7 separate regions of the Homo sapiens genome follow, and all the other regions are linked to region 6. A link is a loop called in an ENCODE intact Hi-C map of the cell type or tissue named here. Cell type or tissue: MCF 10A. All regions are shown on one strand. Links, peaks and the distances in the headings refer to the core of each region. The heading gives the core; the rest is flanking DNA. Region 1 overlaps LOC105371975 (a long non-coding RNA gene). Region 2 overlaps PTPRM (protein tyrosine phosphatase receptor type M). Region 3 overlaps PTPRM (protein tyrosine phosphatase receptor type M). Region 4 overlaps PTPRM (protein tyrosine phosphatase receptor type M). Region 5 overlaps PTPRM (protein tyrosine phosphatase receptor type M). Region 6 holds the start of LOC105371974 (a long non-coding RNA gene). Region 7 has its middle 110 kb from the start of PTPRM.

What was found. A loop is a pair of places that touch in the nucleus more often than their neighbours do. Peaks named below come from ENCODE experiments on the same cell type or tissue, not always from the same donor. Only the 100,000 strongest peaks of a DNase experiment are listed, where the experiment ranks them.
Region 1: it touches region 6 in a loop (20-fold over the local background); 3 of 110 quality-filtered maps call a loop at or near these places.
Region 2: a loop joins it to region 6, with 3 times the contacts of the local background. A loop is called at or near these places in 4 of 110 quality-filtered maps.
Region 3: a loop joins it to region 6, with 6 times the contacts of the local background. A loop is called at or near these places in 5 of 110 quality-filtered maps.
Region 4: it touches region 6 in a loop (3-fold over the local background); 26 of 110 quality-filtered maps call a loop at or near these places.
Region 5: it touches region 6 in a loop (19-fold over the local background); 38 of 110 quality-filtered maps call a loop at or near these places.
Region 7: a loop joins it to region 6, with 10 times the contacts of the local background. A loop is called at or near these places in 37 of 110 quality-filtered maps.

Annotation. Positions count from the first base shown.
Region 1 is chr18:7,346,832-7,351,366 of GRCh38, forward strand. It overlaps LOC105371975 (a long non-coding RNA gene), which reads right to left. Exons shown (of 3, transcript XR_935123.1): 2 at 4,502-4,535. Among named protein-coding and RNA genes, the nearest start is that of LRRC30, 120 kb to the left of the region's middle. RefSeq lists a silencer at 1,125-1,296. In MCF 10A, for the core only: no CTCF peak of the experiment used is centred there; no DNase peak of the experiment used is centred there.
Region 2 is chr18:8,082,237-8,086,771 of GRCh38, forward strand. PTPRM (protein tyrosine phosphatase receptor type M) reads left to right here. Exons shown (of 33, transcript NM_001105244.2): 10 at 3,435-3,636. Among named protein-coding and RNA genes, the nearest start is that of PTPRM, 520 kb to the left of the region's middle. RefSeq lists an enhancer at 1,820-2,686. In MCF 10A, for the core only: a CTCF peak has its summit at 2,150 (motif pointing right); a DNase peak (open chromatin) is centred at 2,135.
Region 3 is chr18:7,788,009-7,792,543 of GRCh38, forward strand. The region is part of intron 2 of PTPRM (protein tyrosine phosphatase receptor type M); the gene reads left to right. Among named protein-coding and RNA genes, the nearest start is that of PTPRM, 220 kb to the left of the region's middle. In MCF 10A, for the core only: a CTCF peak has its summit at 2,039 (motif pointing right); a DNase peak (open chromatin) is centred at 2,053.
Region 4 is chr18:7,752,366-7,756,900 of GRCh38, forward strand. The region is part of intron 1 of PTPRM (protein tyrosine phosphatase receptor type M); the gene reads left to right. Among named protein-coding and RNA genes, the nearest start is that of PTPRM, 190 kb to the left of the region's middle. In MCF 10A, for the core only: no CTCF peak of the experiment used is centred there; no DNase peak of the experiment used is centred there.
Region 5 is chr18:8,387,956-8,392,490 of GRCh38, forward strand. The region is part of intron 31 of PTPRM (protein tyrosine phosphatase receptor type M); the gene reads left to right. Among named protein-coding and RNA genes, the nearest start is that of RAB12, 220 kb to the right of the region's middle. In MCF 10A, for the core only: a CTCF peak has its summit at 1,886 (motif pointing left); a DNase peak (open chromatin) is centred at 1,876.
Region 6 is chr18:7,270,202-7,274,736 of GRCh38, forward strand. It overlaps LOC105371974 (a long non-coding RNA gene), which reads left to right and starts at 2,198. Exons shown (of 4, transcript XR_935121.4): 1 at 2,198-2,299. In MCF 10A, for the core only: CTCF peaks have their summits at 2,243 (motif pointing right), 2,449 and 2,673 (motif pointing right); DNase peaks (open chromatin) are centred at 2,270, 2,710 and 3,510.
Region 7 is chr18:7,450,395-7,454,929 of GRCh38, forward strand. No RefSeq gene overlaps it. Among named protein-coding and RNA genes, the nearest start is that of PTPRM, 110 kb to the right of the region's middle. In MCF 10A, for the core only: a CTCF peak has its summit at 2,132; a DNase peak (open chromatin) is centred at 2,117.

The DNA of each region.
Region 1 (4,535 bases), core at 282-4,281, 77 kb after region 6:
AGGCCGAGCTTGCAGTGAGCCGAGATCGCGCCACTGCACTCCAGCCTGGGCTACAGAGCGAGACTCCGTCTCAAAAAAAGAGAAAGTTGCAGTGGTTATATCAATCTCAAGCAAGGTAGATTTCAGAGCAAAGAATATTACCAAGAATAAAGAAGGTCAGTTCTTAATGATAAAGAGGTAAATTCATCAGCAAGATATAACAATCCTCAATATGGATCTAATAATAGAGCTTCAAAAGTACATGAAGCAACAACTGATAGAAGCACAGGGGAAGATAAACAAATCCATAAATATAGTCCAAGATTTCAGGACCCCGCCCTCAATAATTGACAGCACAATTAGACAGAAAATCAGTAGGGTATAAAAGACCTGAATACAACTATGAACCAAATTGGCCCAATTGATATTAATTCAAAAGAGACCATATGTCTAAATGTAAAACCTAAAGCTATACAACTTCTCAAAGAAAAGATAGGAGAAAAACTGTAAACTTAGGTTAGGCAAAGATTTCTTAAATATGACACCAAAAGCATGCGCCATAACAGAACAAATTGGCTAATTAGACTTCATTAAACTTTGAAATCTGCTCTTTACACTGTTTAGAGAATAAAAAGTCAAGCCATAGACTGAGAGAAAATGTTTGCAAAGCATATGTCTGATAAAGTATTTGCATCCAGAAAAAAACCCAAACATAATAATAAGAAAACCAGCAACCCATAAAAAGTCAGCTAAAGATTTGAACAAACATTTCATCAATAGCCATTAGACAAATGCAAATTAAAACCACAATGATATACCACTACACACCTATTAAAATGACTAAAATTAGAAAAGACTGAACATATGGATGAGGATGTGAAAGAACTAGAAATCTCTTGCACTTGTGGTAGGAATACAAAATGATATAGCTGCTTCAGAAAACAGTTTGCAGTTTCTTAAAAAGGTGTACATACGGCCAGGTGCAGTGGCTCACGCCTGTAATCCCAGCACTTTGGGAGGCCGAGGCGGACGGATCACGAGGTCAGGAGATCGAGACTATCCTGGCTAACATGGTGAAACCCTGTCTCTACTAAAAAATACAAAAAATTAGCTGGGCGTGGTGGTGGGCGCCTGTAGTCCCAGCTACTCGGGAGGCTGAGGCAGGAGAATGGTGTGAATCCAGGAGGCGGAGCTTGCAGTGAGCTGCAATAGCTCCACTGCACTCCAGCCTGGGCAACAGAGCAAGACTCTTTCTCAAAAAAAAAAAAAAAAAGAGATGTACGTATACCTACCATTCGATCCAATCATTCCATTCCTAGGTGTTCACCCAAGAGAAAAGAAAGCAGAGATCCATGCAAAGACCTGTACACAAATGTTCATAACCACTTTATTTGCAAAAGCCCAAAAAGGACACAACCCACGTGTCTATCAACAGGTGACTGCATAAGAAAACTGCAGCATATTTATATAGTGGAATACCACTTAGCAACAAAAAGAGAGGAAGCATGAATACACAGCAGCAACCTGGGTGAATCTCAAAATAATGTAAAAAGCCAGCTAACTGATAGTGACAGAAAGCAGACTGGTGGTTGCCTGCAGGTGCGGAGGAAGGACAGGAAAAAGGGATCACTAAGGGACAAGAGGAGAATTTGGGGGATGATGGCTATGTTTACTGCCTTGTGGTGTAACACATCAAATTTTACCACTGAAATATGTCTATTTTACTGTATATCAATTATACCTGAAGAAGTGGTTTTACAAAAGAGAGAAACTATGAAGCTCATTACTGACATTGTAATTGCAAAGAAATCTGGCCTAGCTATGAAAGCAGCTTTCCTGCAGAGCATAAGTGACGATTCCAGTTCTCTGCTAGAGAGCGTGGCCAGGTAGATGGGTCGGCATCAGCACTTTTCCCGTTAGACTACACAACACGCCCCGGCCGTAATTTCACCAGCAGAGCTGGACTTTGCTTGCAACCTGTTAAGCTCAAGCCCAGCGTGAATGTTTTGCTAGACAGAGCCATCTTTCTCTGGATGTTGCAGGTCAGTGCTGGGTGACCGCAGAGCTTCTCTAGTAAACCCACATCATCCCAAGAGTGGCCTCCTGTCCAGAGAGGCGCTCATCTGCCTGCTCTGCAGACGGACAATCGCTCTGTTTTGTTTCAATGCTCAACCTGACCAGCCTCCAGCTACCACTCTATCTATCTTTCTAATGATGCCAAGCGCCATGTTGGACCATTTCCAGATACTCTAAGCTCCTCAAGGAAGCATTACAATCTGTGTGCCATCCATCTTGTGCTCCCAGCACCAAACGCAGTTCCTGACTGGGAGTTGCCAGTGAATACATGTTTATTTTATGAACGAATGAATGAACAGATGAATGTTTAATGTAAAGAAGAGAAGGTTCAAGTTAATCCTGATACCTAAAAGTGCCCACATTATGACCAGATAGTGATCTAAATCTTAATTCACAAGGAAGTTATTTAGAAATAGCAGCTTATTGTGTTATATAATACGGGTCGCTAAAATTACTTGAGCGCTTACTATGCTAGGCACTATTCCAAGCATGTAACATGCATTGTCTCATGGAATCTTCAAAGGTACCAGCAGTAGTCTGCTAGGAACGCCATAGCAAAGCACCACAACAGTGCATTTTCTCACAATTTTAAAGGCTGGAAGTCTCTGATCAAGGAGTTGGTTTCTCCTGAAGCCTTTCTCCTTGTGGGTGGCCTCTTCTCCTTGTGTCCTCACATGGTCTTCCTTCTGTATGTGTCTGAGTCCTAATCTCCTCTTCTTATAAGGACACTAAGCATATTGAATGAGGGCGCACCCTAATGGCCAGAGGTAATTTTAACTCAATTGCCTCCGTCATTAAAGGCCCTATTTCCAAATATAGACACAGTCTGAGGCAGTGGGGATGAAGACTTCAACATATGAATTTTGAGGGGACACATTCAGCCCATAATAGTACCAATAAAGTTGGTTGTAACTATTGTTCTCATTTTACAGGGGAGGAAACTGAGGCAAAGAGCAGCCACATTGTCCAAGGTCATGCCCTTAATACATGTCAGAACCTGGACACCAAGAATGGTAGTCTGCCTGTTCCAGAACCCCATTCTTAATTATCATTCTATACTGACTTGCAATTGATCCACATATTCTCAGTGGAGGTCAGATTCTCAGGCTAGCCCCAAAAGCCTAATTCATCATAACACAGTTGGGATGCTACTAAGGGTATTCCAAAACCTGGGTTCTTGAAGACTTAGGGATAAAGAGAAGAAGTTGAACTTAAAAACTAGCAGTGGGGGCTCCATGAGCAATAGCTCTGGGGCGCTGGCGGAGTGAGAGGCAGCCAGGACCCTTGGTACTGGTCACTCCTGTAGCGTGATAAGGGGACAGGGGTCAGTGGCCATTTCTACACAAGGGCCACCTATTAGTCAAGTGGCATAATTCTGAGACTGTTTCTATTTACAAAAACAAAAAGATGATAAATAGAGTAGAAGGCATGATTAATACGCCACAGGGATCTTTAAAAATTATGTAAATTATTTTAAGGCTTTTAATTTACTTTACCTTTTTAACGTGCTGTAATATACTACATAGACACATGCAATATAATTTTAAATCCCCGGAGGCCTTCTTTTTGGATAGTAAGTAATTTCATAGCACAGCAATATTTCTTAGACTGAATATCTCAGGCAGAAGACAGTACTGATTCCTTTCTTCTTCCACTTCAAAAGCACACAGGAACCCATCTATTTCTCTAAATATTTTTTTTTCTGGCCCATCTGTATCTTAAGCAATGTCCAGGTTTGTCAACCCCATCATTTTTGTCTGTGTTATGAAGGAATGCATGTTTAAAAATGCATTTCGAAAAGAAATAAAAGCGGTCATGTCAATGGATACCTCCCTGTCCATGGGATTTCATTCTAATATTTAGGCACTATTCTAGGTGTTGGAAATGTAGCTGCATAAAAAAGCCCTTCCTGTGGTGGAGATCAAATTTTCGTCCTTTTTGGCAGGTGAAGGCTCAGGCGCTTGTGAGGACAGGCCTCTGACCTAATTCATCTGCATGCTGTACTCTTGCCCACTCGGGCAATGTTGTCCCAGTTGAGGAAATGCCTGTACACAAAGAAGCCTGAGGGAAGAGTCTAGAATGTGTGAAATCGTGGGGTGCTGCAGAGCTCTCTGGTTATAGTTGTCTCAGCACCTGGCCCTCTAAGCCCAATGGTCCTGGGATGGCAGCTTTCAGCCTTTGTGGATGTGCAGCCCAAAACCCGGAAGCAGAAAGAATGCAGGCTTATTTCTCCTCCACCAAAGAGAGAGGAATAACATTTCATATGTGTCACCCAAATGAAGCTGAACTTTCAAGTTCTCCGAACAGCATCACATTCAAAAGAAACACCATTAAGATATCAAATGAAGCGATTAAAAGCAATTTTAAAATATTAATGAAATTGCAAAAAGGACCAAGAAGGAATTTCATTCATAAAACTGAGCTAAGTTGTTAAAATTCTTCTTACCATGTTTCTTCTCAAAGCTCCACTCATTATAGCT
Region 2 (4,535 bases), core at 376-4,375, 810 kb after region 6:
TCCAATTCCTCTGGTATATTTAAATCATGATTTAAGATCAAAGAAGAGATTTCACAGTACTCCAAGATTCATTGCCCAGTGAATTGTATGAATAGTCACAACACAGGCATTCAGTGGATCTAGTGATTGTTAGGCCAGGTTTAGGAAGGCTTTACAGATACACAGAATGAGAACTCTGGATTGGGACATGGATGGGTACTTTTTTTGTCCCAGTCTCATCTTTGGAAACCAACCCTCCCTCCCTCCCTCCTTTTCTCCCTCCTTCTCTCCCTCCCTCCCTCTCACCCTCCCTCCCTCTCTCCCCTTCTCTCTCTGCTTTTTTTTCATTTGGTTTCTGTGACAGCTTTCTCTCCTTTGGCTCTCTTCTTGCATTTCTGGCTCTTCTGTTGGCTTCTCCTCCTCTATCCTGTATTAAATACCTACATTCATTAGGGAGTGGTACCAGGCTCCCTTCTTTTTTTTCTAAACTTCCTTCCCTAGTGACCCCCTCCATTCCAGAATTGAATATCATCTCAATGTTCATCACCCCCAGTCTTCACTTCCAGCCCAGTCCTTTCAAATCACAGCTTCATGTCATACATGTGTGTCCACCTGACTGCCGTGGGCATTTCCAACTTAGTATGTCCACCTGTGTCTGTAAATTTCTCCTCATATGTTCCATTCTTTTCGATACATGGGACCGTCTTCTGATCAAGCCCAAAATGGAACCTATCCTTTATTCCATCCTCTTTTTTTTATATCCAGTCCTTCACTGAGTTCTGTCCATTTTATCTCTAAAAGATGCCAATTCTTTTCATCTCTTGCTGTCTGTACCAGCCCCACCTTATTCCAAGCCCCTGTATTTTCTCCCTTGTGCTATAGCTCTAGGCCCTGGACTCTGCTGTACTTCCTAGTGCCCTCCCTACTACTTCAATTGCCCCACCAATCAAATCAACCTTCCACCTGCAGTCAGGGTGAACTCTTTATAAGGGAAATTAGATCATTTTATTTTCATGCTTAAAAACGTTCAAGGGCTTCCTGTTGTATGTATCCAAACTTTTTATCTTGGGGTGCAAAGCACTGTACAGTATGGTCCTACCCACTTCTCAAGCCCCCAAGGAACCACACCGACCTCCTTTCTGTTCATATACTGTGCCCACTCACTCCCGCTTCACTGCCTTAGTTCCTACTGTTCTTCCCCAAACTCTCAGCATGATTAACTCCTTGGGAAAGTTCAAATCTCTTCAGCTTAACTGACATCTCAGTGGGCCCTTCCCCAGCCACTCTAAGTGGCTGTGTAATAACCTCTCTCCCCTGACAGTTCTCCTTATTTTAGCACCCTATTCGTTTCTTCCATGGAACTTGGTGTTTTGAAAGTATTCATTTACTTACTGTATGCCTCCCCAGCTCCATCCCACCCTGTCCAGATTCTCAGTTATCTGAAACAGGGCGTGTATTTACCTGCTGGCCATGGTGCTTGCAGAGTGTCAGTGTTCAATCAATGTTTGAATAAAGTAAATGAATCTGAATAGGTAGAAAACATGGAAACAGAGCTAACTGTCTCATGTTCCAGGCAGGTGAAAGCTTACGAGCAAAAGCAGTGTCAGAAAAGCCCCATTAGTGTTTGTAGGGCAGTTAGTCTTTATCCTCTGACCAGAACAGAAAGGAATATAATGGTGTAGTATCACAGATTCAGAAGTAAGTTTGGAGAAGGTGAGAGCAAAACTAAGGAGTTTGGGCTTTCTCTCGTATGCATTTATGTTTCATTAAGGTTTCTAGACAGGCAATAAAATGAATGAGAACACTAAGCTAGCCACGGTGGGCAGCGTCAGTCCTCATTTTAATTATACTTTGTCATAGTTGTTGGATCACTTCTCCCCTTCCCCTACCAGACTGATACCTCCTTCGGGGAAGGTACGATTCCTAAAGCACCATGCAAGACCCCAGCTCCGAACACAGTGCTTGGCACATGAGAGGGGCTCAATGAATATGTTTCAAATGTGTGGGTGAATTAGTGAGTAAACATTGGAAGCAATTATGCATTCATAATAGAGGTTTAGATCCGTCTCCTCCAAACTGCCTTGTTCCCTGGAGGTATCCGAATGGAGGACCAAGTAATCATACAGCGGTTACATCGCTGACGTCCTTCGCTCAGCCACTAGGGGGTAGATTGGCTTTGTCTCTTCTTGACTTCCTTAACCTTGCAGAGGAAGTCTGTTAGAGGATTAACAATAGATACTCTGCATGACTCCAATAGTGTCATGCAGTGCAGTGATTAATATATATAGCAAACAGTTTTCTTGCTAAAGCTTAGTTGATTCAATCTAAATATTCTTTCAGAGAGGTCTTCCTAATTGTAATGACATGGTATAAATATAAGAAGAAAGAATGTCAATTATCACTTCGTATAATAACAGTGTTAGTGTTCATGCACATAAATTACAAGTAAGTTTACCTATTTAAAAGCAAGAAAAGTGCTCAGTTTTGCAATTTAAAACTTTCGAATATGCCACATTTTAAAATTATGTCATTACAACCAGTAGAAGTTAGTAATCACCACTAAAGTGCATGTTCTTGAATAGTTGATGAACTACTCATAGTGAAATTCTTTAAAATATCATTTGAAAGGGTAGGATTTAAAGGCACCTATGTTATATTTATTTTCAAACACTTCAGACTCATCCAACATGCTTTGAATATCTGTTATGTAGCTAGTATCATGAAAACTTCTAGAACTGCACTGTCTCATATGGCAGCTACTAATCACACATGGCAATTTAAATTCAAATTTTCAGTTCCTCAGTCTCACTAACCACATTTCAAATGCTCAGTAACCAGATGTGGCTAGTGGCTACATTTCCATCATTTCAGAAAGTTCTATTGGAAGACATTGCTCTAAAGAAAAGAAATTAATATGACCCATAATGATCACTCTATTTGTAGCATCAGGAATGACTGGAATCTGTCTAGGATTCCAGTCATTGGAGCAGATGTCCTCACCCACATTGATGAAAACACTTCAGTGCCCTCGTTCCCAATAGGTAATGATCCTAAGTCAAATTATGGCCACTAGATTAAAGATGAGGCCTTATCCTTGTCAGTATCTTATCTGTTTGAGCTAGTTGTATATTTTCTTATTTTGTTCTAAACCCATTGTAATGTAGTTTTACAAAATGACATTTTGAAAGCAAACAACTTCAAAGTATTAGCTTAACCCCGAACTCATCCTGTATATTCTAATCTACTGGCTTAAGTTCCCCTGTCTATAAAAGTAATAACTCAGCAGCTTTGGCGGAGTTCCTTCATCCCTTCAGTGGATTCAGGATTTCAAGAGTCTGAGTAGGAGCTTATCATAAAGTGTCTGACAGTGCATACATCAGAAGGGTTTATTGGATAAAGATGCAATCTGAGTCCATCTGCTCCAGATATTTTATCACTTTCTCATTCTTTTGCAGATCACCTACAAAGCAGTCAGTTCCTTTGACCCAGAAATAGATTTATCCAATCAGAGTGGAAGAGTTTCAAAGCTGGGAAATGAAACCCATTTTCTGTTTTTTGGACTGTATCCGGGGACCACATACTCCTTTACCATCCGAGCTAGCACAGCTAAGGGTTTTGGGCCTCCAGCAACAAACCAGTTCACCACCAAAATATCAGGTACTCTACATTCGTGAGTTGTGTCTTTTATCAGAAGTAACATTTTTGTCCGTTTTCATTCCCATTGTCAAGTATGCCAAGCTCGCCCACACTAACATTGTATCCAAAGGAATACTCCTGGATGCCTGAAGCTCAGACTCACAGCTTTAAATGAAGTACTACAAATATTTCTCATTTGGGAGCTTAAGATCCTCACATGTTAGGAAGTGGCTATTGTTTTAGCAGGGCGTCTTGGAGGACTTGGGCATGAGGCAGAAGGTTCTGTTGAGACACTCTCATCCCCTTGTCAATCCCAAGTTGCCAGAGCAGTACTGTTGGAAAAATCTCTGTAATGAACCATGAACCATCGGGAGCTCTGCAGAAAGACAGTCATATAGAGTCTGCTTCCTGAAGGATCAGCCTCCTTGGGATCTCTACCATAAGAAACTTCTGTCCTGAAGAGAGAGGCAAATACATGAGGGTACCAGGAACTGAGGGCCTCCAGCTTTTTGCTTTTAGAGACTTAATTATGCCATCTAACAAAAGACGTAATTTGAGAAATATTTCTAGGCATGTTCAACTGTGCAGAAAATGTCTTTGTACTTCAGACTAGAGGAAATTAAGCTGCCATCTGGTATGGGATATACAACAGCAATAAAAAAATTGCATGAATATTTTTTCCCATTTTTTCCCCTTTGGGTATGAGTGTGGAAGTGTTGAGTTTTGGCTTTAACTATTTTGTTTGGGGTGGAGCAGGTGGGGTGGAAGTAGGGAAAGGAGCTAACTCTTGTTATCAGCCATGGTTAGGTCAATAATATTTAGCCTGACCTTTATATCTTTTATCTCTCATTCCTTGTTTTGTATTAATAAAAGTTATCATTTGGAGTTGAAGGAAAGGAATATTCACAACTAGAGTATTG
Region 3 (4,535 bases), core at 244-4,243, 520 kb after region 6:
AAAGGGTCTCAGGGATTTCAGGGGTCTCTGGCAGATACTTTGAAAACGACTGACCTAGGCCATGCTAAGTGATGAGCATACCTCGATAAGTTACAGTTACAGGCTCAGAGAAGTTGAGAAGGAAAAGAAAGAAGGGAAAAAGATTTTGGAAGCATTGCAAAAGACTATCCCTGAGTGTTAGGGTTTTCTTTTTCTTTTTGAATAAAGTCAATATAAATAATTCATTCCTGTTTTTGAGAAGTAGTCCCTCTTTATACTAATAAATGCCTATTTTACTAGGCTATCAAATGAAATAATGCACATAAAATTATATTGTATGAAGCCACATAACTGTAAATATTAATTCTATGAAGGTTGAGATTATGAAATATTTTGCTTTGGAAAAATATGAAAGTATGAGTAGTATTCATATACTTAGAATTAGGTGTAGGCTTTCTGGATGGTAGAGGGTTGGAGAAAGTGAAATATTAAAACATATATGAGTGAGCTTATCTAAGTTCCATCAGTAGTGCTGCTTCTGGGAGTTTTAACGGTGAAATTGTCATATATATTGTAATGATGAAATAATTCCAACCCCTTTTATGAAGTGTGTAGTGACAAAATGATACAAAGGTGGCTAAACATGTTTTGAAAGACTTGAAAATTGTGCTTAATGGAAATTTCATGTGCATGGATAGCAAATCCCATAGGTGAATAGTCACATGCCTATCAATAGCCCAATTCTGTAAGGCAACATATTTATTTCCTAAGAAATGAGTCCTAACAGAATTTGCTAATATTTGAAAGGCATCATAGACAAACATTTTCTGAGCTTTTTGTTAATATAGCCATGGGAAAGGTTACCAAGGGAATCTGATGATCTTTATAGATTTGTCCAGCTGTTATAGATAGTTAATATTTAAGCTTCAGGAAGGAGACCTAAGTGGGTGACCTCCCTAGCTTTTTGGTTCTCCTTTTTTTTCAGTAAATACTTATGAAGTATGTACTGTGGAATAGCTGTTATTGTATCCTACCAGATAAAGAATATCTTGGGCTGGGCACAGTGGCTCACACCTGTAATCCCAGCATTTTGGAAAGCCAAGGCAGGAGGATTGCTTGAGCCCAGAAGTTCAGTACCTGTCTGGGCAACATAGCAAGACCTGTCTCTACAAAAATAAAAATACAAAATTAGTCAGGCATGTTGGCACATGTCTGTAGTTCCAGCTGCTTGGGAGGCTGAGGCAGGAGGATTGCTTGAGCCAAGGAGGTTGAGGCTGCAGCAAGCCGTGATTGTGCCACTGCACTCCAGCCTGGGTGATGGAGTGAGACCCTGTCTTTAAATGATGATGATGATGATTATTATTAATATTGTCTTGGAGGATCTATGTACAAGGTTTCTGAGGTCACAGATTTCTGAGGTTAGCAAAGTTGATCAATGCTTTACTTGACAGAAAAATCAAGCATTAGAATAATGCACTGAATGGAAGAAAAGAAAATTAAATTCATGAAGTGGCATAGACTTGCTGAAGATTAATTTCCTCTACTAATTGGCTACCCATTATGGTGGTTTTTGAAGCCTGGGACTCACTTAAGAAAGGGCTTGTTATCTGGAGTCCCTAGCAGGCTGAAAACGCTAAGATTTGATAGATGTAATCAAGACAGCCAGAAGTCGCTATCTGCCCATTTGCTCTGGCTGGCATCTTTAGGAAGCTGAATACATATCATTCTCCTTTCTCAAGTATAGTTGTGCTTGTGCAGGGAAGGGTTGCCTTCGCTGAGAGACCGCTTATCTTCATAAAATGCCTATATTTTGTTCATATACGGTTACCCTGGCACTGAAAAGAGAAATGGTTGTGTGTTGTTTCATTGCAACCTTTAAGTAATAAAAGTCTGTAGTTGTGATTAGTATGAGCATTCACATTTTCTTACCCCTGAAATGAGGCAGTAGCTTCTTTTCTCATTTAATTTATCTTTAATAAGATTGTTGATAAGCTTTAAGCCATGCCACACTTTAAAATTTCAGTAATTCCTTAAATCCCCCAGCAGATGGAGACGTGGAATTCTTTGCTCCTTCACTGGGGCCTCTGCTGTTGCCCCAGGTGACTTTGCTTGACTTCTAGTTAAGATGCAGTGTCAGGTTTTGCAAATGAGCTAATGAATATGCTCTTTTGCATTTCTTTTCCTCCTCTTGTTGGCCTGCTTAAGAGTTCTTACTTACTTTTGCATCTCATAAGGTCATTATCATTACTGACCTTCCCCAGTAGATACGAACAATATTTTCTTTAGAGACATATTCTCAGCAAAGCACAGAAGAGAGAATCCTCTGAGCTCCAGGGGAGCACGTTTAAATCCCATGTGAGCCTTTCACAGGCAGCATCCTGCCCATGTTTTGATTCAGAGTAAATCCCAGAGGTCAGATGCTTTTTCAGCCAGCAGGGTAAAGTTTGGTCACGGTTTTCTGGGATCAGCATAGCGGCTAGAGAGCCTCTCCTCTGTGGCTTGTGGCTCTGCATACCCACTGACACAAAGAGGAAGGGATTATTAACAGTCTTATTTTGAAAGGGTCTTCTGATTCAAGTGATTATTTTTCTTTCCTCCCTGATTCACTTATATCTATTTTACGAGTATTAAAGAGGAGATCTCTCTAAGACTTATCTTTGACAAATGCAATAAAACCTTTCAAAAGTATTAATTGGTGTGAAGCCCTTTAGAAAGTCATGCCATTTGTTGCATTTCCTGCCTTTATTGCTATTTCTACTAATCACCTGGGAAAAATTACTGGTTTTTAAATTCTTAAGTCCAGTTCTTTCTAAGCTGATAAACTTTCTCCCAGTAAATTAAAAAGAAAAGGAAGGTAACCTTCCGAGGTAGCTCATGGGAGTGGTTGCTAACTCTTAATAATTGAAAATGAAAGTTGGTTTTAAAAAAAAAAACACATATGCAAAATAACTCACCAAACATGAATCAATAAAAAACAAATTGTGATAAAAGGCATGCTCTTTAAAGGAGCTGGTAGTTTGTCATGTTTATTTATTTTTTATTATAAGGCTTTCTTCATTATTTGAAGACTCATCTTACAAATGTGTTCTTTTCCAAGCTAAATAATGAATTACATTCATGTAAGACATTTTTACTTACCTTTTATGCCATTATAAGAGCAAATGACATGGTTATTTCATATATGTCTATCGACTTACTGAGATCTGAGAATAGGACACATCTGAATTCAGTAGGCCCTGTGGTCTAGATCCCTTTTTTTTTCAGATTAAAGAACTTTCCAAAGAAAAGGAAACTCTTTGTTTTTTGCTAAGAATTTACATAATAGAAAAAACGTATGTCTTGGTGTAACACTAGATGCTGTGACAAATAAATCTCACAATGTCAGTAACACTGTGGACCTTTATTTCCCATTCACATTATAGTCTATTGTGGTCCCAGCTTGGAGGTGGTTGGGTTGGGAGCTTGTTACACATAGACATCCTGGTTGAAAAGGACTCTGCATCTTCAACATGTATTTTCCAAGATTCTAGATGTCAAGTGGACATCCAGATGGCACAGGAAAAGTCCCTGGAGGATCTGTGTGGAGGTTTCTGTGGGCTAAGTCTGGAAGTGGAGAGAAAGGCAGCTGGGAGTATGGTTTAGTTGGATGCACAGAAGAAGAAGAAAAGGACATTTGATGAGTAGCTGGCAACTTCTGCCCCACTTGGCCTTAGAGGTTATTACTTAATAAAATGGTCCTGGTAAATTATTACAGGAGAACATTATTTAAATTGAATATAATGATTACTTTTTTGTTCTATAAAGGAGTGCTATCTTTAAAAATCCAATTAATTGACTAAAATAATGTTTTGAGAATTAACTTTATGATGTTTTGATATAAAAGTCAAGAATTAATCCATAACAACTAGATCTTACACAAGTAGATTTTTTCCTAAGCTTTATATTATTAAACCATACCCTAATATTTTCATAAAATATTCTCTTCCCTTAACTCTGATAATTTCCCAGATAGAGCAAAGATATATGAGCATATATTGCTACTTAATTCAGTAAAGCAAATATCATTGAATAAATGTCAGCTTTTCCAGGGAAACCACTGCATATAACCTCTCTGGATAATATATTTATCAAAAAATCAATACTAAAAGTAAACGGATTTTTAATACATCTGAAGGAGCTTCTTAATAAACCAAAATGCTAACCCATAATTTAAAGCTGTTGGTACCAGTAGGTACTTAGAGATGACATCATAATTTTTGTAGATTATTCTTCATAGTGGTCTGTATGCTACATTTAATTCAGTTTTTACTTTGTGCTGGGGAGATGTGATTTATTTTAGAGGCATGTAAAGACTATTCTGGCTTCTCTTTCCACAGAGGAAAACCCCAGAAGGTGCATGAAGAGCCTGTGGCTCTTCTGATCTCTTCCCTTATGTTTTGCTCTATTCAGTGCCGGGTGGTTTTGCCTGTTTTCTCCTGTCTATCATCCCTCTGAAAACATCTGCTTAACTTCCCCGGGCTCATACCCCTTGTTATTTGGGCCTGCATTTCTCAAAC
Region 4 (4,535 bases), core at 201-4,200, 480 kb after region 6:
ATTTCTATAATTTCAAAAGGTAGGAAACATGACAGTAATGGTTAGTTTTAGATTTTATTTATTTTTATTTTTTAAGACGGAGTCTCTTGCTCTTGTCGCCCAGGCTGGAGTGCGATGGCGTGATCTCGGCTCACTGCAACCTCTGCTTTCCGGGTTCAAGTGATTCTCCTTCCTCAGCCTCCCGAGTAGCTGGGATTACAGGTGCATGCCACCATGCCTGGCTAATTTTTTTAATTTTTTTATTTTTTGTATTTTTTGTTAGAGATGGGGTTTCACCATGTTGTCCAGGCTGGTCTTGAACTCCTGACCTCAGGTGATCCGCCTACCTCGGCCTCCTAAGTGCTGGGATTACAGGCATGAGTCACCGTGCCTGGCCAATTTTAGATTTTATTAATGTTAGACATAGACTCGTGTGTCATAGAAAACAATACTCAGAGAAAACTACGTACCTAGATGTTTTTTGGCCTTTTAGTTAGGCACTTGGCAATGAATGTGTTTTCTAAGTTTATTAGTTACTTTGATAGATATTCCTGGTCTAAAATCTATTTCTTTTTATTTTTTGTAAGTATTCTTTCTGTCTAACCCCTCTTTAAAATAAAAAGTTATTTAGGAGTTTAATGATTTGGGGGGAGGGGCAGATTCTGGTAATGTGATGAACGAGATGGGGAGGAGCAGTCTTGCAAACCTTTGGTTTAGTAGAGAACCAAAACCAGTTTGGAAGGGGATACAGGTCTCTTTCTAGCCATATGTATTTGACTGAACATGTTTGTTTGGAAAAACTAGTAGTTTTGTAAATCATCCATTGAGAGCCAGCAAGTTATCTCTACATTTGTGAAAGAAAAAAATTGAGGTGGATATGGGTTTCCTTTTTCTATGTGTGTCCGTATTGTTTTGATTGTATAGAGGTAGATATTTTTCTTCATTTTGACTGAAAGTAAAGTCAGAATTATATGTATATCTATACATATATATGTATAGATATATTTATTTTCTACATTTTAAGAGGAAGCAGCGTGTTTTAAGAGTGAAAGAAAATAAGCTTTGAAAGCAGACACATCTTGATTTGAGTGCTAGTTACTATCATTAGCTTGCTTATATAATCTTGAGAAATCTTTTCTTTCTCGAAGCCTTAGTTTGCCCATCAGCTAAATGAGCACAGTACATCCTATATGGTAGGGTTGTTGAGTATGAGTGTTAAGTGAGGTAAGTTAAGTCAACACAACGTAGTAAGAGATCAGTAAGTATCAAATTCCATTCTCACTCACTATATGTAATATAAATAGGTTTAAATCAACAGAGTGAGTTTATCTGTAACTGCAGACTTTCTTTGCCATAACACCTTTAAAAAGTTTTAAATGCTTAAATTTACTGTTCTTTCAACTGCCAGTTTAGTGTTAGTTCATATCATTTTGTTTTGGCCGTATTTGCTAATGTTATTGGTGGAGTCATACCATTTTCTGTTGGCTTCATTTATAATTCTATTTTTTTTTTGGCTGTCTACACATTATTTCATTTTGGGACCTGCTACACTGTTGGATTTTTGGCTTTACTCACCTTTTCCCCCCTTCTCCACTTTTGACCCATCTCCTCCTATTTCATTTTGGCACCAGTAAAGTAATGGTTCATGTGTATGCTGGAAGCCTACCCCATACATCTCTATGGGTGCAGTATTCCTTTTTATTGTGTTTTATTTTTCAAAATGACAAGCTTATATTTCCAGTATGTGAAAATGCTTTAGAACTTCTTGTTGAATATAGATTAGTTGACATTTTAAGTCTTAGCCCATGTTGTATGGTTGTGTTTTGGTTTTCTATTTCTTCTTTACTCTTTTCATCATATACCTTGTAGTTTTTGTCATCAGTGAATGATTTTTGAGAATCCTAATGTGCACAGCATTCTGCTGGATCTTGTACTAAGCAGTTTAAAGAGACCCTGTGCAATTACCCGACATTTCCTGTGTGCTTCTTATAGGCAGAATTTCATAGAATACAAATTATCCTCTTCTAGGTACTTGAATCTAAAACAAATATGGACACACAGAGCAAGAAAATAGCTGAACAGTGAGTATGTGAAGAGTAAACCAACAGACACCAGGATTATTCACCATAGGCCAGCCTTCTAGCTCCCAAGATGTTCCCTCCCTGCCAGTCTTCATTGTCTCTCAGTATTGAGATGTCAGCCTCCTTTCCATATTACCTGGAATAATTGCCAAGCAGTCATGCCACTTGAAAATGAGGTAACAAGTCCTTTGATTGAACTGGCAGTCCCACTCCCTGTCATAGCATCCTTGTATCAGTGTTGTTTATTCATTTCATGGTCTGTTCTCTCAAGAAATAAGCATCAGGAGTGGACAGTGATGTTTGGGGGGATCCCAAGGCACATGGGAGGCAGATCTTACCTCTTTCTGAGGAGGCCACAGAGAGCTGGATAGTCCCTCTGTCTGCTCCCTGGTAGCTGGAATGTGGATCTGTGACTCCATGCAGCCAACTGGAAGCTTAATGCAGGGAATGTGAACTTTGAACTAGTTAGAGATTATTCACTGTGAGGCTTTTGCAAAGGGCACAGGCTGGATGAGTGGCCGTGAGCGTCCGTGTTCCTGAGCAGACTGTGCTGTGGCCCAATCCTGTGCGTGTCTCCTCTTCAGGCTCCTGCCGGAGCATGCTTCTCTAATCTTACCATTTATCACTGACCCTTCGGTGAAACTCTCTTCTGTTTAAATTTACCAGGGTACACTTTGTAATACTTGGGACCAAGAATTTGAAGATAGTAATCAGACAAATCAAACAACTAGTAGTAGTGGAGAGACACGTAGCCCTACAGGAAGGGGTAGAATTATCATTAAAAACACAGACAAACCAGAGACTGCCTGAAAAAAAAAAAAAGATGAACTGGAAAGATTCAAAGTAGGCTCTATTGGAGGTGAGTATGGAAAACAAGCTTAGCTTTTTATTTTGAAGTTTCCTTCCAGGAGTTGGATACTGTGATCTCTTCAATCAGCATGTTTATATAGTGAGGAGGAAGACCAGAAATGAGAAGAGGAATAAGAAAATGGCAGCACAGCCTTTTGGGGTATGGATAAGGGTGGTCTTCCTGCTACAGCAGAGGAGAGGGGCATGTGTGGCCCATGTGGAAGAGCAACTGAGTTGGTGGCTGACTGAATTTGGGTCCGAAGCAAAAATAGGATATGAGGATAGGTATAAGAATTTTATTTTGTGCTATGTGTGTCATTTGGCTTTTAAACTGTCTAGAAATAAAATGAGATGAAAACAATCTGCCCTCATTTCTTGGTTGCTTTTCTTAAATATCATTGGCCCAAAGCATAGCCAAGCCTTTTATTTAGAAAATCCTACCTTCAAAAAGTGATAGGTTACACTAATTATATTTGTGCTGTTCTACAGATTTTCTATTTTGCACTGGTCCTTTACCTGCTGCTCGCTGTGCGGGCAGCTAAGGTGAGAGTTTGAAGACTATGGACTTTTAAGCTGAGAGGCTGCTGTGGTCATACAGTTTTCAACACAAAACTTGTTCTCCCTCTAGTGTTCCACTTGCACAGGGGTAAGTTGCACAACTTTGTTCCATTTTGAATTCTTTGCAAGATTTGTCTTCATTTCCTCTGTTGTATCAGATTCCTATATTTCCTTGTACTGTTTGGCCAAACTCCATTGTTTTCATCTTACTGAGTGGAACAGTAGATACTGTTCCAGCTTTGATATTAATTTCCTCTCTAGTACAGCAATTCCGAGTCTGGAGTACATTAGCATTTCAATTTTGAAGAGAGATTTTGATCTCTGAGCACCCTTGCCTTGTGTCTGTTTTCTTGATGGTTCCTTGTGGTTGCTTTCAGTGTTAGGTTAGGTTTCTCCAGTTAGGTTTCTGATGCAGATTGAAAAGCAAACAAGCAGTTAATTCTGTGCATCCCTCATTCTTCTGTAAACATGCCTAGTGCAGTGTATTGCCTCTCCAAGTGCTCTTGCTTAATTAACATGCTTTAGTTTGTAAAGGATTGATTTGTTTGGCAGAATTATCCATAGTTGATTCTGGGAGCAAATTTTCTCGGATATCAATTTGAGGAAATAAATCTCACTTCTCCATGCCTTTTGTTAATTAATTTGTTTCTGTTACCATCAAATCTTTACTTAATAAGTCTGTAAAGGATCTCCAGTGGTGTTGAGATGTCAGTGCTGTTTGGCTATAAAATTCAAGGATGACATCTAATGTGTGCCTTTTAGTAGAGATGCAATTTACTTATGTAGTAGATTTGTGAGGAGCATCCATGGAATAGTCATCCCACTATGATTGTATATAACAATTGTATGTACAATATACAATATATATATACAATAAGGAAAATGTGCCTCTTAGGGGTTGGGAAACCAGTGGTCAAATTCCACCTCTGGCATCATCTGCTCTGGGACTGCAGGCAAGCCACATCATTCGGATGGCTTCCCTTGTGTTGTAAAGGGGGGACAACGTTTTTGCCCTCCTTTTTTGCCAGGCTGCTGTGCATGGCCCTGTGGAATCATCAATGTGGCAGT
Region 5 (4,535 bases), core at 192-4,191, 1.1 Mb after region 6:
AAAGCCCACACCTAGGCCACACCCCAACCAATTAAATCAAAATCTCTGGGAGTGGGGCCCAGACATGGGTGTTTTTTTTAAATGCCTAGGTGATTTCAATGTGTTGAGATAATAAGGTTGAGAGCCACTGAATGGAGAATGCCATGTTTCTCAAAGCACTTTCACCTGCATTTTCTCATTGGCAGTGATATGTAGCTAATCAACCAGCTGCAATCGGCTTAATAGAACAGGCAATTAGAAAGTCACGGCAGATAAGGAAGATGTTTAGAGAATTTGGGGAAATTTAAAGGATAAGCGAATGTCACTTTTCAGTGAAGTATCATTAGAAGTACACAATGAGATCTCTCTTAAATTGAAGGCAAAATAAAGTTTCACTCCGGGTAGATCAAGCCTAGTTAAAGTTGCAGACCTGGCTCAGGGCGTGGGTTACTCTCCAGTCAGTGCCCTTGTCTGATGCAATGCCACCTCCTACCCCGGGCCTGCAAAGTCTCCCTGGAAGCCCAGGACTCTGCCTGCCTCTCAACGATCAAAACACGATAGTGTCTCATCCTGCAGGAAACTGATATTCCTTTGGAAGGAGCCTTAAGAACCTACCCACAGTTGTCTTCAACCAGAAGTTCCAATCTTTTGTCCTCTAAAAAGCAGTTTATTAACCTCACCTTTCTCTAGTTGCTGTCATCCCCCCTTTCTTCTCATGGACCCAGTGCATTAAAAAATCTCTGTTGGCCAGGCGCAGTGGCTCACGCCTGTAATCCCAGCACTTTGGGAGACCAAGGCAGGTGGATCACGAGGTCAGGAGATCAAGACCCTCCTGGCTAACACGTTGAAACCCCGTCTCTACTAAAAACACAAAAAATTAGCCAGGCATGGTGGTGGGCACCTGTAGTCCCAGCTACTCGGGAGACTGAGGCAGGAGAATGGCGTGAACCCGGGAGGCGGAGCTTGCAGTGAGCCGAGATGGCGCCACTGCACTCCAGCCTGGGGGACAGAGCGAGACTCCATCTCAAAGAAAAGAAAAAAAAAATCTCTATCAAGAAAATGACAAAAAGAATTCATTAGCAGTCCACATCCCTATTTTTATTTCTCTTCAATCCAGATCCAACCTCTGATCAGAACAAGAGGCTCACGCTGAGATGATACAATCCCAGCAAAGAATATTAACATTGTAGTTCGTTTGTATTAGATATATCAGATTTTTCTAAAATACTAAAAATAGGTTGCAGTTACCCCTGCCTGCATCTGGAGACCCCCAGCGTCTGGAGCTAGATGTATAATGCATCGCTCCCCCCGGGATTAGCAGCTTTCTAAAAAGGGTCAGTGCTTTAACCCACAGGACTAAGTTACTAGTGACTCGAAGAAGTTGAGGCACCAGGACAGGCCTAACAAGAAGACATAAAGACTTCTTAAATCACTGCACCTTGTCAACAACACACTTCCCAGAGGCAGCTGTGACCACAGAACTAACCAGTGACATTGCTGTTCCATGTAAAACCTAAAGCAATCAGCCGTTCTTCACAGTGGACGGTGGGAGGCATCCGTTGTTTCTTCTCTCCTGCCTGTGCAGCATCTCTTCCCATTTTCCACTGAGAGAACCTTGATTATTCTTTGGAATACTCCCCCCTCCCTAAAGCCCCGCCTCTGTTCATGTGGGGCTGTCTCTTGCTCTCTTAGCATCAAGGTGGGCATGAGACCTAGGCCTGGTGAGAATGTTTATTTTTGTTTACATTTATATATCTAAATCTAAGGCTTTTTTTAGCTATAAGAAACAAAGTTAGTTTACATTGGCATCCCCCAGTACTGGCCAGGAAAGAATCAAACCACTCCAGTCTTCCTCTTGGAGGTAAGAGCATGGCATTCAGCATAGTGTAGCGCCACCTAACGGCTGTGGGTGGAGAGTTCCCGGCTGAGACAAGACCTGCCGGTGCTTTGAAGTGAATGGTTCCTTGAGCCACAGATATTCAAGGTAGGCAAATAGAGAGTGTTTTTCTTTATATGTGTCTCCCAGCTAATAAAGCTAGATTAAATGGATAGAATTAAGATTTCACCACTTTGCAACTCTTGATGAAAATAATAGATTAGACAGTGGTCTTCAACAGCTGCCGAAAGTATTAGGTGCAAAGCTGATAGGAAAAGCGGTGTAATGGTAAGGCAAGGATAGAAAACAGCTAATCTTCTAATTAGCAGAAGAGACAGTCCAGGGACAGATCCGTACCTCAGCGTCATCTGACTTACAACAAAGATGCCATTGCAACGCAGCACTGCAGTGGGTGGGGAAGACTGCCTGGACACGTTGGTCTCCCTCACTCCATGTACAGAATCCCTTCTAGATAGATGGTAGACCAAAAGGGGAAAGTAAAATAACAAAGCTTCTAGAAGAAAACATAGGAGAATATCTTCACGACCGCGGGTAGATTTGTTAAACAGGACACAGAACAATAGCCTTAAAAGAAATATTGACAACGTGGACTTTCATTAAAATTGAGCCCTTCTCTTCATCAAAAGATGGCAATAAGAGGGTGAAGAAGCAAGGCAGTGGGAGGAGACTTTTATAATACATGTGTCTGACAAAGGACTCGGCCACAATGTCGAAGAACTGCTGTACTGCAAGCCAGTAGGAAAATGATAGACAACTCAATTTATTAAATGGGCAAAAAACTTGACAGGTACTTCACTGAAGACAAAAGATGTCCCAGCCCAGCGCAGTGGCTCACGCCTATAATCCCAGCACTTTGGGAGGCTGAGGCGGGTGGATCACGAGATCAGGAGATCGAGACCATCCTGGCTAACACGGTGAAACCCCGTCTCTACTGAAACTACAAAAAATTAGCCGGGCGCAGTGGCAGGTGCCTGTAGTCCCAGCTACTTGGGAGGCTGAGGCAGGAAAATGACGTGAACCCGGGAGGCGGAGCTTGCAGTGAGTCAAGATCGTGCCACTGCACTCTAGCCTGGGCGACAGAGCAAGACTCTGTCTCAAAAAGAAAATAATAATAATAATAATAATAATAATAATAATAAAGATGTCCCGAATAGCCAATGAGCATAGAAAAGTTACTCAATATTATTCATTTTTAGGCAAATCCACATTGAAACCAGGATCACATGCCACTGTGTACTCACCAGAATGGCTGAAATTTTAAAGACAGACAAATAAATGATAATCCCAAGTGTTAGTGAAGCTGTGGAGTAACTGGAACTCTTATACACTGTAGGAAGGAAGTAAATACTGTACAACCATTTGGAAACTGACAGCATTTACCAAAGCTAAACATATACGCAGTCTGAGGCTGAGCTCTTCTGTTCTTAGAGAAATGACTGCAGAAATGAATCATCTACCAAAAGATAAGCTTATCACAGGTTTACTCATAATATTTAAAAACTGGAAACAGCCCAAACATTCATCAGCTGTTGGATAAATTGTACAGTGGGTATTCATTCAGTGGAATTCTTCTTAGCAATATAAAACAATAAACTACCAATATAACACCGTGGGTGATTCTCACACAGACAACACAGAGTGAAATAAGCCAGTCTCAGAAGAAGACATAGTGTATGGTTCATTTACACAAAGCTGAAAAACAGGCAAAAACAATTGATGATGCTAGGCTTAAGAATGGATTCTCTTTGGTGATACTGATGGTATTGTTGAGGAAGGAACGTGAGGGAGCCTCTTGGGGACTGAACGTGGTTTGTATCTTGATCTGAATGGTGGTTACATGGTGTATGCATTGGTAAAAATTGACTGAGCTGTCTACTTACGGTCTTTATTGTAGGTATATTATACTTTAGTTAAAAAACTGATTCAGAATTTCATAATGGGCTGATCAAGCTGATATCCGAACACGATGATCTCTCTTAAAACCATAAAACAAGGGACAACCAGATATTTTTGGCTTGCTTCCTAATGAAAGTATACTTTAAGTATCCTTGTATAAATAAATCAATCTTGAATTCTTACCAAGCCCTGGAACTACCTACCGATTTACAGGAAATACAGAGTTAGAAAGCAGCATATTAAATAATATCACAGAGATGTGATGAATGAGAAAAATCTAGGATGTGGGACTCTCTACAGGACACAGATGAACTTGTTTCCTCAACAAATAAATTCTCAAGAAAAAAGAGAGAGCAAAGAGGAACTCACAGAGTAAAATAAATTTGCAAGACATACCAACCAAATCCAATCTGTGGACTTTGCCTAGATGTGGATTTTTTAAAAAGCATCTGTAAGAAACAATCTGAGAGTGGATTTTTTAAAAAAGCAGCTGTAAGAAACAATCTGGGAAACTGGAACACTGACTAGAAATTTGATAATTTTAAAACAGTAATGTTATTATTTTAGGTATGATAGTTATACTGTGTACTGTGTTTAAAAATAAAAAGGTCCCATGGCCGGGCGCGGTGGCTCACACCTGTAATCCCAGCACTTTGGGAGGCCGGGGCGGGCAGATCACTAGGTCAGGAGATTGAGACTATCCTGGCTAACACGGTGAAACCCCATCTCTACTAAAAAAATACAAAAAAATTAGCCGGGCATG
Region 6 (4,535 bases), core at 332-4,331:
CAGCCTTTTGTGTTTCCTTTGGCCTTTGGAATAAATCCCCACCCCCGATTCCTTTTCAGGTTTTCATCTCTAGCTCACCCAGGCCAGACAGTCCTCACACACATGCACCACTCCAAAACTTGTTTCAGGAAGTCATTTAATTGCAAACACTTTGCTCTTTGGAGTTACACAAATGAGTCTATGTTTTTTTCTGTTCTGTGGCATATTTGCATTTTAATCCTCATTTAATTTTGTCTAGAAGTACTACATTTTTTATTGGGGGTTTCGGAAACTGACTGGGAAATGTGTCTCACCTCCCCTCAGGGAGGGGGCTAACAAGCACTATTTATTATCACCATCATCATCATCCTCATCATCACCAGTAGTTTCAAAGCTCTTACATGGGACCATCCTTTCCAATACCCTAAAATGGCAACTACAAACTGTCAACCACTGCCCTCATTCATAAGATTCATGGTCACTATCCACAATATCAAAGACATGGAATCAAGCCAGATGGTCATTCACAATGGATAGGATTAAAAAAAATGTGGAATGTGTACATGTACACTGTGGAATACTATATAGCCATAAAGAGAACAAAATCATGTCCTTTGTAGCAACATGGATGCAGCTGGAGGCCATTATCCTGAGCAAATTAATGCAGAAACGTAAGCAAATACCACATGTTCTCACTTATAAGTGGGAGCCAAGGCCAGGCGCGGTGGCTCATGCCTGCAATCCCAGCATTTTGGGAGGCCGAGGCAGGTGGGTCACTTGAGGTCAGGAGTTCGAGATCAGACTGGCCAACACAATGAAACCCCATCTCTACTAAAAATACAGACATTAACTGGGCGTGGTGGTGGGCGCATGTAGTCCCAACTACTCAGGAGGCTGAGGCAGGATAATCGCTTAAAATCGGGAGGTAGAGGTTGCAGTGAGTGGAGTCCATTGCACTCCAGCTTGGGTGACAGAGTGACACTCAGTCTCAAAAAAAAAAAAATAATAAGTGGGAGCCAAACATTGAGTACTCACGGACATAAAGAAGGGAACAGTCAACACTGGGGACTGCAAGAGTGGGGAGGGACAGAAGGGCGTAATGACTGAAAAACTACCTAATGGGCACTGTGCTCAGTCCCTGGGTAATGGGATCATTCATACTCCAAACCTCAGCATCACACAATATACCCCGGTAACAAACCTGCACTTGTACCCCTTGCGTATAAAATAAAGGTTGAAATTATTTTGAAAAATAAGGCTCACTATGGCTTTCTCACAAAGAATATTCGAAGGCTTCCTTCTGGCTCTACCACACTATGGTTCCCTGGCACAGGTTCTTTAATCTACTTATTGTATCTAATCCAAAGCCATAATCACTTATTTCCACTCATGAACTGTGCCGTTTCAGTTTCATCTGCCAAGAGTTTTGTCAGAAAGCAGGGATACTCCAGATGTTCCACGGAGGCACTTTTTTTTTCTTTTTTTTCCGGAGTCTTGCTCTGTTGCCCTGGCTGGAGTGCAGTGGTGCGATCTCGGCTCACTGCAGCCTCTGCCTCCCGGGTTCCAGCGATTCTCCTGCCTCAGCCTCCTGGGTAGCTGGGATTACAGGCGCCTGCCACGACGCTGGCTAATTTTTTGTATTTTTAGTAGAGACGGGGTTTCACCATTTTAGCCAGGATGGTCTCGATCTCCTGACCTCGTGATCCACACGTCTCGGCCTCCCAAAGTGCTGGGATTATAGGCGTGAGCCACCGCGCCTGGCCTTTTTTTTTTTTTTTTTCTTTCAGAGTCTTGCTCTGTCGCCCTGGCTGGAGTGCAGTGGTGCGATCTTGGCTCACTGCAGCCTCTGCCTCCCGGATTCCAGTGATTCTCCTGCCTCAGCCTCCTGGGTAGCTGGGATTACAGGCGCACCCCACGATGCCGGCTAATTTTTGTATTTTTAGTAGAGTCAGTGTTTCACCATGTTGGCCAGGCTGGTCTCCCACTCCTGATCTCAGGTGATCCGCCCGCCTGGGCCTCCCAAAGTGCTGGGATTACAGGCGTGAGCCACCGGGCCCGGCCTCACAGAGGCACTTTTACAGAGGAGTGCCTGGTGCTGGACAGGTAACAAGTCCACATACTCTGGGCAGCGCCAAACACCCTGTGGAAACTACATGGCCACGGCAGTCACGCCTAGAATCCTTTGTGCGGTGTTCACATAGAATGCTTTGGCCCCCATTGTGCCACTCAGGGCACCTGCCTTGAAATACCCGCGACGCTCGGATCGGAGTCTGACGATGGTCAGCAGGTGGCACTCTCGTTTTAGGATTCCAGCCCCTAAGTAAGTAACAAGGGAAAATTTCAGGCCCATATAAAAATTTATTTATATATTTTTTTCTCTGCCAAGCCAGAAATGTACTCCATTTTCTTTAATCAGGTTCATTTACTTCCTACTGTGGGACTTCAATTGGGTAATAGTCAACCAGACTTCTCCCCCTGGCTACTTTCTTTCCTAGAGCAGGGTATTTACGTTTGAGATTTGCCGGAGTTTGGGAGCTGTATGTGAAGGCCTGGCAGAAACAACAGAAACGCTGTGTTTTACACGCAGAGCTCGACTGGCCCTCCCCGTTAGCTCCAAGTGGCCTCGTGCAGACACAAGGGCGCATCTGGCCGGGGCTATGTTTACCCTGGGGTGCCCAGACTGTGTCTGCTGCCCTGTCTGAGACCAGCAGAGCCCACAGGAGGGAGCCCCAAAGCTGGATGAAAGTCGCGGCAACAAGGCGAGGGAGGCTGAGTCTGAGGCTGAGGGCTCTAAGCTGCGCCTTGGTTTCCTCCTGCGAGGTGCAAAGGGCATGGACAGCTACAGACAGCAGTGGGAGCACTGGCTCACTCACTCCTTCACTCACTCATTCATTCAGCAAATACTCATGCAAAGCCTCCACTATTCCAAAAACTCCATTTTGTTTATGGTATCAGCCAGCGTTCAGCCAGGGAACAGAAGCCACACCAGTTATCTGAAGAGAGACAATGTAATAATAAAGAATTGTAAACCATGCATTCGGTTGAAGCTGGGGAACTAAAAAAACAAAAGGATAATGGTGGATGCCAGGGAGGAGGTAACAGCAGGGAGCGGCTGCCACCCCTGAGGCTGGAGACACCAGGACCTAAAAGCTCAGGGGCCCGCAGAGCTGCTCAGCTGCTGCCGGTCTCCGGGTGTGTGTGATGAGGTTGGTTCTGTGAGTGTTAGGAACACTGCAAACTGGATTCAGCTGCTGCTATGGTGAGGGACTGACACGGCTGGGAGGGAGTGTGAACACTCAAGAATGGGGAATGGACAGGAAAATCAAGTCCCTCCTTGCTCCCCTCCTTACCAGTTCCTTCTAGCACCTTCCACTGGCACAGCCTGACAGGAAGCTGGAGGCACAGCAAGGATGTGGCTCACAGTTCAACCCCACCCTCAGAGGGCAGAGCGCGGACGGGATTTGGAGCCCTGAGACAATAGTTGAGTCCCTGGCACACTCACAGAACCGCATTCTCACCCCCCTGGGCTGTGACCCAGCCTAGCAGTGGCGGGAGAGGGAGCGAGTGGGACTGGAGTATTGGTCCTCAGCACATGGCTCCCAGCCTAGACGGGAGAAGGGAGTCGGTTGACTCATTTCCTTTTATTGCTCAAATGTGACATAAAATTTCACTAAAGGTCACACCATAGCACAGCTTATTTCCTCTCTTTTGCCAGAAGTTCCTTATAAAATTTCCTCACTCTATCTTGTCACAGCCCCCGCACCCATGACATCTTCATGGTCTCTTAGTATGGTTTTACTTTTCATACAAATCGGATCCAAGGGGAGGGAAGCATGTCAAAATGCCACTGTGGGTCTTTTGTTGCATGAAAATGTACATGTTGCGTTGAATTAATGCACTTTTAAACTAGACCTAGCTACTATGCTTTTCAACAGCTTTCATCATGATGGTAACATCTTCCTTGTTAAATCTAATCAATTTCATAGGTATTGGCATTTCCATTCTTTGATAGGATGTTTACTTATGCATTTTTTTCTTTTCTTTTTCTTTCTTTTTTTTGAGACAGTCTTTCTCTGTCACCTAGGCTGGAGTGCAGTGGCATGATCTTGGCTCACTGCAGCCTCCGCCTCCTGGGTGCCTCAGCCTCCCGAGTAGCTGGGATTACAGGCCTGTGCCACCATCCCCAACTAATTTTTGTATTTTTAGTAGAGACGGAGTTTCGCCATGTTTGCCAGGCTGGTCTTGAACTCCTGACTTCAGGTGATCCACCCACCTCAGCCTCCCAAAGTGCTGGGATTACAGGCGTGAGCCACCGAGGCTGGCCTGCATTTTTTCTTTATTTTTTTGAGATGGAATCTCACTCTGTTGCCCACGGTGGAGTGCAATGGCACAATCTCGGCTCACTGCAACCTCCGCCTCCTGGGTTCAAGCGATTCCCCTGCCTCAGCCTGGGATTACAGGTGCCCGCCACCACGCCCAGCTAATTTTTGTATTTTTAGTAGAGACAGGGTTTCCTAGCTAATTTTTGTATATTTAGTTGAGACAGGGTTTCACCA
Region 7 (4,535 bases), core at 338-4,337, 180 kb after region 6:
AATTCTAGGGGGCAGGCGCGGTGGCTCACGCTTCTAATCCTAGCACTTTGGGAGGCCGAGGAGGGCAGATCACCTGAGGTCAGGAGTTCGAGATCAGTCTGGCCAACATGGTGAAAACCCATCTCTACTAAAATACAAAAAGTAGCTGGGTGTGGTGGCGGGCGCCCGTAATCCCAGCTGCTCAGGAGGCTGAGGCAGGAGAATCACTTGAACCCAGGAGGCGGAGGTTGCAGTAAGCCGAGATATGCCACTGCATTCCAGACAGAGCAAGACTCCATCTCAAAACAAAAAAAAAAAGAAAAGAAAAGAAAAGAAAAATTCTAGGGGGAACATGAGCAGGGCACATGCACTAGTGAGTGTCTAAGAAAGGACCCTGCCTTCTGACACCCCTGGATGATGGGCCAGGGAAGAGAGAATAGCTAACGCCCAGAACTGGGGGGGATCACGGAGGTAAAACCTGAGAAGGCAGCTCATCTTGAAATAAAGGGCATCCCCCAGCCAACCTGCTAACCAAGTGTGGCCTGTAGAAACAACAGCATGGTGTTTTTAGAAGAAAGGAACTGAACGTCTACCTCCTCTGTGCTCTGAGTCGCTCCCAACTCCTGAATGGTAAGAGTATGGCCAAGTGTATTATTTGCTCAAAATGTTTCCTTCCTATGGAAGCTGTTCCTTTTCCCTAGATCCCAGTGATAAGAGCTTCGAGCACACCCACAGCTGATGTGCGGCTGAAGGATAAACCTTTATTATTGTAAGCCATTGAGGTTTTAGCAGGGAGGTTTACGTTGCCTTAAAATAACCTAGAAAAAAAAAGGTAATATGCTAAGCCCTCCAAAAGCTTGCCAAGCCCCCATGAAGGACAGCAAGGGACGGAGGGCTTGAGGACACATTCTGGTTATCGACAGAGAGGGCTAAGTGGAAACAGAGTGACCTGGGTAGACCTGAAAACCAAAATGCAGCAGGAACACAGAACTTTCACTAGGTGAAGCACCGTGGCATTCAGTGAAAAAAACTCACAAGTGGATGTTACGTCAGCAAAGGCTGCAATTCCTAACTGAGCTACATAATGGATAAATAGATGCTCCTTCCGCCGAATGCCTAGTTGATTCTTAGATTACCCATGGGGAGAGGTCATGAGCAGGGAAAGGAAAACATCCTGAACTTTTTACCCAGAGTAGAGTGAGAAATACTTAGTAACATCGTTTATACTCAATTGGCAGTAACAAGTTTTCTGCCATCAGCAGAAATGGGGGCTCAAGAACTAAGTGCAGTTATAAAGTTTCATTTTTACACACTTGATTTTGTGACTATAAAATTCACATCCTCTGGCAGGTGCTGTGCTGTGGGGGATGAAAAGGCGGGGCCTGCCCATGGCTAACAGATAGAAACTGAGAGGAGGGGGCCTCCCTCCCTCCTTCCCCCCTCCCCTTAGGCCAGCCAGGGGTTGAAGCAGGGATTCTGTGGGAGAAGGGATGCTCGGCTCACCGCAACATGGGGACCACGAGTTGCGGAAGCAACAGCACCAGGTGGAGCCTACGGCAAGTCCCCAGGGATCCCTCATCCCTGCAGAACACTTTGAGAGACCAATTCCTAGCAATCAAGCTGATAGAGCTGGGGCCACAGTCATTCGGTTTACATGGTAATGCTCGCAGTAATTCATCCAGGGTCTAGGAAGTACTGCGCACTTTGAATATGTAGAAGGTTTGACTTTTCTTGCCATTTACTCGAGTCTTTTAAGACATTATAGCACATTTTATTTTTCTAGAACTCAACGTGCATTTCAAGCCCCATACTACTTGATGGCAGAAAATGTAGTCTTAGGCAATTATGGTTTTCTCCATCATTTCAGGCCTGAAATAACATTTCCTCTGGGCCCACTTTCCCTTTGGGCTGTCACATGGCCACAGACATCCCTCCAGGTTGAACCCTCTCTGATAATCCCACCAGGCCCTCCACCACAGGATTTCAGCAAGCCCAATGCCCTCTCTTGGCCTATCCCTCTCTGGGGCAGGAGAAGTGTTCCAGTGATCTACCTTTCTTAAGGCACAGAAGACTCAGGGCTGTCCCTGTTCCCTGCAACCAGAGCTGCCCTGCCACAATCTGAACTCTACAGCTCCCCCGGTGGCCCCCATGCAGAAGTGCAGAGAGAGCTAGAGCCGGGACCACTTCCTCCAGCCTCCTCCACACAGGGTGCCCAAGGATTCCCAAATAGTACATTCTATTATTGCCACCCCCATCCGCGTTGGCTCAGTGGGCCACCAGCACATCACCAAGTCCCTTGTTTCTTTCCCGATGCTTCCCCCACCGCTTCAGAGGAGTTTTATTTGGTGGTGAGAGGATGCACAGTAATGTTCTTCTAGAAACTTTCTGTCTTCATCCCACAATACTTGTTTTTAACTTAAAGGCCAAGAATTGGATGTTGTTGTTCTCTAGTTCCACTCCTTCCAGCAAATGGCACTAGAGGCTTTATATCAGGAGCCCGAATGAATGAAATGGGTGAGGGTTATTGTTTAATAGGGACTATATGTTTTGGGCAAAACATCAATGAATACTTCAAACCATCACAAATGTTCTTCCTAGTGAATATTCCTCACCCTAAAGAGGAAAAAAGGATCGCGTTTCTCTCTTTCACTCCCCCAGCCCTGCAGGAGATCTGGATACTGGGTGATGCTTCTCTTCCCTGCACTGGGAGTGGATACCATGCTGGCTCTCGTCTCCTTTCCCCACCCCAGGTGGTTAAACGGCACAGGGGCAGGCAGTCTCCACCAGCGAACTCTAATAGGCCTGGCAAAGTCTCCATCAGAGGCTCTCAACCCTGACTGCACAGCAGGATCAACCAGAGAGCTTTAAAAACGTATGCGTCCCACCTTAGAAGAATTCATCAGAATTGCAGAGGACAGAGCCCGTACATTTTAGTAAAGCTCCTCCACATACATGATTCTGACATGCAACTAAGGTTGAGAATCACTGACCAGGAGCAGGGTTCTTTATGTTGGCACTATTACAATTTTGAATCTGGTGATTCCTTGTTGGAGGGGAGGGGCCTGTCCTGTGCATGGCAGGATCTTGGGCAGAGTCCCTGGCCTCTACCCAGCTGATGCCATAACAGCCCCCTAGTCATGACAATCAAAAATGTCTCCCGATATTGCCAAATGCTCCCTTGAGCGTTTCCTGCCCTCCAACTAGGCAGGAAGCCCTAGTTGAGAAAGCGAAAAGCTGGCATTGGCTAAAGAAGTAAATGATACTCTCTCAGTAGTCATTTGGCCTGTGGGCTTCAAGAGGAGAGATATTTGTTCCCTGAGCCTAAGTTCCTACTGGACAAATGCACCCTCTTGGTTCCTATGTGCCCCTAAGCCTGCCCTACTTCTGTAGTGCAGTGTACAGGGCAGGTTCAGGCCAGAGCTGGGAGGTATACCATATTCTAGCTCTGATCTCTCCATTCAAAGCAGTCTTTTTACAAATCCTTGATAGTTCTGAAATCCACCCTGACTTCTGGCCAAATCCACTTTCTCTTTGCACACACAGTTTCTCTCAGAGGGTCTAGACCTTACCCCTCGATCACCAGACTCTAATTCCAATTCTAGGACTTTGAACTGGTCTACAGGGCAGACATGCACTGCAGAATGATTCTTTAAAACCCCAATAGAGCTCCCGCATGTTCTCAACCTCGGCACTATTGATGTTTTGGACCAGATAATTCCTTCATGTGCAGTTTGCATAAAGAGTTGTGGGCTGTTTAGCAGTTTCCCTGGCCTCTATCCACAAGAAGCCAGGAGCAATTCATACTCTTCTCCCTACAGGTCGTGAAAACCAAAACTATCTCCGGACATTGCCAAATGTCCCTTGGAGGGCAAAAGTCCCTCCTGACAGAGGACAACTGATGTAGTGTATACACGTGTTCAAGGCATAGGCTCAGGTATTCAGAAAAATGTCATTTTTCCTTCTCTATATTTCAACCTAAGCTTCCTTTGAAGCCACCATTCTATGTGATAGCTGAAAACAGTCATTTTTAGGCCTTTTCAGTTATGTCAGGTAAAGTCAGGAAATTCAGTGCTTCCCCCTTCCCAGTTCACATCTTAATAGTTTCTTCTAGGGCCTGGGGTCTGGAGGGAGGGGCGAGGCTGAGGGGCAGCCTTCCCTCTGTGATGGCAAACCCTGGGCCGCATCTCTCCTGTTCACACCTCATCACAGGGCCCATGGGCTCTGCAGCACCTCCTCAATGTGGCCACAGCATGTCCCCATCCCGTCCCCAAGCTCTCTGTTGGTCCTCCTCCGAAAGTTTCCCAGCAGAGCCTGGGAACTTTGGGCTGTCCTTGCTGCCCAAGGCCACAGACACTCAGCTGACTGTAACTGGCCTTTCCAACCTGGATTCTCCCTGACGCCATCTGCTCACTGCTACCTCCACCTCGGCTGGTGCAGGTAAAGATGTCTGGGACCCTGGTTGCCTTCCCAGAAGCAAACACAGAGCCCCTCTGTCCTGAAATCATGGGGCCTCTCTGGCTATTCTTTCAGGGCTCTCCCTTCAAGACACCCCACGG